Linked DNA regions of Homo sapiens: region 1 is linked to region 2. Evidence: chromatin contacts called from ENCODE Hi-C or POLR2A ChIA-PET data. All regions are on one chromosome and are shown on one strand. Each heading gives the region's core, a stretch centred on a gene start or an enhancer-like site at or near the end of the contact. The rest is flanking DNA. Distances are from core to core; before and after follow the strand shown. Region 1 overlaps MTUS2 (microtubule associated scaffold protein 2). Region 2 has its middle 210 kb from the start of LINC02344.

What was found. A loop is a pair of places that touch in the nucleus more often than their neighbours do. ChIA-PET counts read pairs that join two places held with the same protein, here RNA polymerase II (POLR2A).
Region 1: a loop to region 2 is called in a map of B cell, with 12 times the contacts of the local background. The contact joins two enhancer-like sites. A Hi-C loop is called at or near these places in 1 of 168 maps with a recorded cell type or tissue (B cell). POLR2A ChIA-PET finds 5 or more read pairs at or near these places in 1 of 52 experiments (activated naive CD8-positive, alpha-beta T cell).

The regions. Positions count from the first base shown.
Region 1 is chr13:29,495,815-29,499,080 of GRCh38, forward strand. It overlaps MTUS2 (microtubule associated scaffold protein 2), which reads left to right. Exons shown (of 16, transcript NM_001033602.4): 13 at 1,424-1,522; 14 at 2,604-2,723. Among named protein-coding and RNA genes, the nearest start is that of MTUS2-AS1, 9.7 kb to the left of the region's middle. RefSeq lists an enhancer at 709-788. Within about 2 kb of position 1,382, at least 12 of the 41 ENCODE cell types and tissues checked have a DNase peak (open chromatin) inside an H3K27ac peak, as active enhancers do.
Region 2 is chr13:33,546,820-33,550,043 of GRCh38, forward strand. It overlaps a transcript of STARD13 not described here. Among named protein-coding and RNA genes, the nearest start is that of LINC02344, 210 kb to the left of the region's middle. Within about 2 kb of position 1,457, at least 2 of the 41 ENCODE cell types and tissues checked have a DNase peak (open chromatin) inside an H3K27ac peak, as active enhancers do.

The DNA of each region.
Region 1 (3,266 bases), core at 132-2,631, 4.1 Mb before region 2:
GAGCCAAGATCATACCACTGCACTCTAGCCTGGGCGACAGAGTGAGACCCTGTCTCTGTCTCTGTCTTTGTCTCTCTTTTTCTCTCTCTCTCTCTTTATATGTGTGTGTGTGTGTGTGTGTATCTATATATCTATATCTATATCTATATATTTTTTAGAAGAGTTCATGGGAGACCCTAGTTTCTGTGTTTTGATATTACAGAAATGGTCCTGTGCAAAGAGCTTTGGACTGGTCTGCATGAGTGAGACATGAAGGGTGAAGGTCTCCTTGGGCATCAGTGGTCCTTTCCCAGCCTGTGGTCCTGAGAGTCATGGCCAGAGCTGAGTGGGGCAGGGTCAGTGCAGGTGCATCTGCCCTGGGACCTGGGGAAGGGGTGCAGTGTCTCCATAGACATGCCTGTATTCCTTCAGCCTGCAGGTGGAGAGCAGCCAGCTGCCTGCCTAGCTGACAGGCATGGGAAGGTTGAGGGCTGGGAGCGCCAGTCTGGCCACGGGGCAGGTCTGAGCAGGGAGGAGGAGACTGTGTGGACTCAGCTTACGTGGCAGCTCCTATTAAGGACATGCAACCCAGTCCTGAGGCCAGGAAGACTGTGTGGGAGCCAGAGTGAAGCGGGAGTGAGAGGGAGCTGGCTGGAGGTAGGCACTGCCAGCAGGAGAGCTGGCTGCGAGAGGAAAGGGAGGCAGCGGGGCTGGGAGGATGCTGTGTTAGGGAGTGTGCACTGCACCTTGAGGGCAGTGGAGGAGGAGATAGGGGAAGGACAGGTTCCGGTTTGCACATTAGAAAGAGTGCCTGACTGCAGTGTGAGGGCAAAAGAGTGGTAATTCAGAGAAAAAGAGGAACCGTGCCAGGAAGGAGCCGGCAGAGTGGCCTGAGCTCAGGGGACTCTGTGGGTTCTAGGGACATTCAGGAGGCAGGATGGCAGGAGTTGATTATGGACTTGGTGATTAGAAGGTTTGTTGATGTGGGAGGGGTCCCAAGGGAGAGAAAGAAGTCAAGGAGGGTTTGAAGGGATCTGAATTGAGCTTCCTAAATGAGAATACATCTTTGAAATACATTCATCGCGGTCCTTCCCAAAGCCAGGGGCTAGGTGCCTCCTGGACAAGAGGCACCTCTGAGGATTCTCTCCGAGGACTGTCTGCCTCTGTGGGGTCAGATGTTGTGAAATGCCTCCAGTTCAGTGTTTTTGTGGTGTCTTCCTGACAAAGCACTAAGAAGGAGGGAGCCGAGGGCAGGCGTTGGGGGAAACCATCCTCTGTTGTGTGGTTGTGGGGGCTCTCCTTTGGCACCTCTTTCTTCAGCCCCAAGGGAAACACTCTGAGGATGCCCAGGGCACAGTGGTGGCCTGCTGATCACAGCTGCCCAGGCTGTGGTGGCTGCTGTCTGTAGTGGCCCCAGCTGGACTCCTTGTATCATTACTTGCAGGACCAGGTGGACACGCTGACCTTCCAGAGCCAGTCTCTGCGGGACAGAGCCCGCCGCTTCGAAGAGGCCTTGAGGAAGAACACAGAGGAGCAGCTGGAGGTCGTTTCTGGATTCCAGGCTTCCAGCCCCGCAGGAACCCCGCCCCAGCAAGGCCGAGGGACTCCCTCAGCAGTCTCGTCCCAAGACAAGGCCTCTCTGTGAATCCGCTGCTGAAGTGACAGCTGGTCACGACCTCCCCTGGATTTTTAAACAATTCCTGTCAGCAGCTCTCCCCTGAGACAGACAGCAGCTGTGGGTTTCTCCAGCTACGTGTTATTTTTGCCAAATTCCACAGCATTCCCCAGCTGGAGTCGTGGGGCTCCTATGATAAGCATGGTCTGGAAACCCCCCTCCGCTGGCCTGACCACCCCTTCCAGCCCATTCTCCCGCAACTTTTTAAGCTGACATGGGGCAGCCTTGGCTGCAGCATGCGTTCAGTTGAGGGGAATTTTTTCCAGAAAAGCTGGCAAAACTCCTTCCCTCTAACATGGGGTTGCCAAATAAAATACAGGACACCCAGTTAAACTTGAATTACAGATAAATAAATTTTTGAGTATAAGTATGTCCCATGCAATACTTATACTGAATTTTTTAAAATGTCATTTATCTGAATTTGGATTTAACAGGACACACTATATTTTAATTTGTTATATCCTGCAGCACTACTCCAACATGACTTTTTCTAAAATGGCTTTTCTGCTTCTTAAACCACTTTGCTCATTTCCTATGCCTGAGCTTTTTATGGGCATAGGTGGGACCTATAAGAGTCCCAGCTACCTGGTGAATCAAGTCGGCCGGGTGAATGTTAAAAGCCAGTGTTGGGTTTACTCTTTCTACCCCATGAATTCCCTGCTGGGCACAGGCTGGCAGCCCCCAGCAATTCTGGAGTCAGACTTGCCAGTGGTTGATGGCCATGTCTCACCTGTTCCCCCACAGAACTGGATTTTAGGAGGGTTCTCAGCAGGAAACTAGCAGGGCCCCTTTATCAGGGAAGGCTGTGAGCATCCTCTCTCTTTGGTGTTGCAGTTGCCATCAGGGCGCTTGTCCCAGGAGGATAGATTTAGCTGGATTCGTGACATTGGTTAATACTGGGTTTTGCCGGGAATCCTGGTCAACAGCTCATGGCTCTCTGCCTCTGTAGATTGCATTGGCTCCTTATCAGCACTTGGAAGAAGACATGAAGAGTCTGAAGCAGGTATTAGAAATGAAGAATCAGCAAATACACGAGCAAGAAAAGAAGATTCTTGAGCTGGAAAAGCTGGTGAGTTGGTCTGTTTGCTCGGGAGAGTAACCTCCATGACATTCCTGCTGTCATCACTGATGTCATCGTTGATGGTGTTCAGCCAGGTGTGTCCCTTACCTGCCCATTGCTTACACCCAAGCAGAAAATCCCACAGCTGGCCTTTCCCAGGAATCCAGGAGCTCTCATAAGGAATCTTGGAGGTGGCCTCACCTTGTCCAACTCTGGAGCCTTCCTGATGGGCAGTCTCTTTCTGCTTCGCCCTGGTTTTCCCACAGTTGTGCTGTCTTCTCGCCCTCTCTTGGGGACGTGTGGGGACCCAGCACAATGCAGCATCCCTGATGCCCAGACACTGCACGGAGCACTTTCCCCGAGCCTGCGCCTAACTCCTACGGCTGCCTGTGGAGCAGCTGCCGCCACCAGCCGCTTTACAGATGCGGAGATGGAGCTAAGGAGCCCTGGCCCAGTGCTTCCAGTCCTCACAAGGCAGAAGGGGCCAGGGATCTCCCTGGGGCCCTTTTTATAAGGCTATTAATCCCATTCACAGGGGCTCACCCTCAGGAC
Region 2 (3,224 bases), core at 207-2,706:
AAGCCTAATACATGTTCTAATAATTTTTGTATTTCATATATGGATAAATTATAATAATTCTTTTAAAGTGAAAGTATTGATGAGAGATACTTTTTTTTGGAATAGCTCATTTTAAGCCCCTGATACTTGATATGGATAAAATATTTTCAGTGTTTAATAAAATGTTGAAATATATTTAACTTTACTAATTTGAGCCCTGCCAATTATAATACTTTAGAAAAAGTGAAAATATAATAGTACATTTATAAGGCTTTTAAGTATTCACAAAATAGTCATTTCCCAGTAGATGTTTTTCAGCTCTTATGATACAGTGTTTTCTTTTTCTTTTGGCCATGTATTGATCAGAATTAGTCATTAACTTTACTAACAACTGGATTTAGTTTGTCAGCCTTGATGGTTTGGTTACACAGATGTAGCTATTGTGTCAACCCCACTGTTTTAAATATGTTCCTATGCCAGGTGAAATTTGATCCCTTTAAGCAAATTTCTGTTAAACACTTTGTGTCAGTTTCAGTAACGTTTCCCCAATGAACATTCCTACTGTACAAAATTTTACATATGTGTATTTACATATTTATACTTTTTTCACAAATGTGGGAATTTAGGATACTATGTTTGTAAAAATTGGGCAATTTTTCTTGAAGATAATTTTTAAAATTACAGCAAAACATAGGGCCCTGAGAAGAAGAGGTAAAATATATGGAAGAGCAAGTATGTATAGATAATTTTGTAACGTAACCTTGAGAGAAATATAGAAAACTGAGACAACATAAGCCAAAGGAAAGGAATTGGGATGTAAAACCTTTAGGGTAGAGCAGTGCTCTGCTGTGGTCATTTATGCCTTGGCATTAAGTTCTTTTGAATATAAAACAATGCATTTAGAAGGATTTTAAGACTATATCACAGTGCACTGGCATTTTCTTCTTCAATTTTCCAGGGCTAAATAAGGTAATTGAATAATAAAACTTAAAAGCATTTTTCATTTCATGAAGATCCAAGAAAAAATATTTCATAACAATTTTTATTTACAAGAAGGAAAAACATATTCATAAGAATCTTAGATGATTAGTAGGTTAATGAAATAAAAAGTTTGTTAGGAAGAAGGAATACTAGTTATTGAACAATGCCAATTTTTTCTATTTAAAAATATTTAAAATGCCATTAGTTGATTTATTTAATGAGCCATCAGCCTTTATTTTAGATTCACTATAACTCTGATCTCCTAAACCTGCTTTTCCTATCAGGTCTTAAATATTTCATCCCTGCTTTCTTTTACAATATAGTTTTTGGGAATGTAACTATCATGTTGATAAGTAATGCTAGGTGAAGGAAAAAGTTAAAACAACTCCAATGCTAGGCAGTGATATACCATAGAAAAATAAATGAGCCAAAGATAGGGGAAGTGATTTTTTTTGGAGGAAGAAAACAGAAATGAGAACAAGAGGACATGGATGACTGCTGAAAAACTGACCAAGTTCCTCTTCAGTCTTCTAACAGAATTTGGAAGATGTTCTTAGCATGCAACTGTTGGTTGAAAAAAACCCAAATGTACAAGGGCCATCAGTTCTTAAAAGTGGAATAGTGCATAGAAAGCTTATTGACACAACATAGCAGTTTGATGAAATGGACTGAAGCCATTTCTGTGGAGTGGACTCGTGGAAAATGTGATGCCTGATTCATAAAATTGTACACAGTTGAATGTTGCTATATAGGTAAGGTTTTGCAAACTCAGGACTCTCAGGAAACATCAAAGGTATATAGTTGGCACACTTAATTTTAGATATGTGTGATACGTTTGTGATTTTTTTTAAAAAAATATTTCCAGGAATGCTTAAGAAGATTATACCACCTCATGCTATAAAATAAAACTAACTTGGAGAATTCAACAATGTTTGCTGTTTTAATATGCATCTTACAAAGATAATTATAAACACTGAGAGTATTTACTGCAATGCCCTGAATATAGTATGCCTAAAGAATTTTCTGTATAAAAATAATTGTATTTATTTTAGTTAAAAATTGAGTAAAATATACATGCATCAAAATAATTTCTAGGTAGACCAAAGTGATATATGTAAAGAAAGACAAAATCAAAAATCAGGAAATTGCTGGTGAATATCTAATCTCGGGATAGAAAAATATTTTTTTAAATCACAAAAGCAATCAGTAATCAAAAGAAAAGATGACTGATAATTATTACCATATAAATATTTTTAAACTCATGTGTTAACAATTTATAGAACAAATAAGTTCGAGAAAATGTTTGTCCTTAGCATGTCAGTTAATTAAAATAAAACACAGAAACTTCATACAGTTCAGCAAAGGACATCTTGATTTGTGCTTTGGAGAATCTATTGAGTTTTTTTGGTTACTGAGTAATAGTTTAGTTAGATGTGTTGCTATAGCTATACATTCTTCCATCTTATGTTTTCAAAATATTAAGTGTCCTCATTTATTTTTTGTGTAATTGAGAATAAACTGAAATCAAGTAATACACATTCTCTCATAAAAATAAATATACTCGGTCATTGAATTGTAAAGTGTGGATCCCAGGATGATATCATCATCACCTGGAAACTTGTTAGAAATACACATTCTTGTCCCCTGACCAAAATCTATTGAATGAGAAACTCTGAGGGTGAAGCCCAGCATTTTAAAATCTAAAAATCCATGTTTTAACCCATTTGGGGATACTAAATAAACTGCTGTAGTCCTTCAATAAGCCCATCACACATTTTCACCATGTCATCTATAGGCACTTTTTCTACGGTGTTAACATCATCTTCATCATCACTATTATCATAATCACCTTGATTAAGAACCATTTTGGCTATTTCCCCATGGATCAATGAATGAATAATTAGAGCCGCATTATTGCTGGTAAAAACTTACATGACATCTGTTTCTTCCATCTTACTGCCAGACTCTGAAGGTGTATTTTTTTGTATATGTATGGAGGTCAGACATTATTTTTTTTCTCATGTGACATATAGAAACCTTCAAAGTCACCACTTTGTTCATCACCATCACTGAACATAGTTATAGCCCAGAGGTTGTGCCAGGCATGCACAACTGTGTATTTGTCACTGTATTCCAAACATGGGCATTCTTCGTGCTAAACTCCTTTTGAAAACTTTCCACACTCATGCCTCTGTTCACTGTTGCTAGCATGCTGATCAAGAAACTTTTTATATTTATTCTTTATTGATCCAAGAACACCCTAG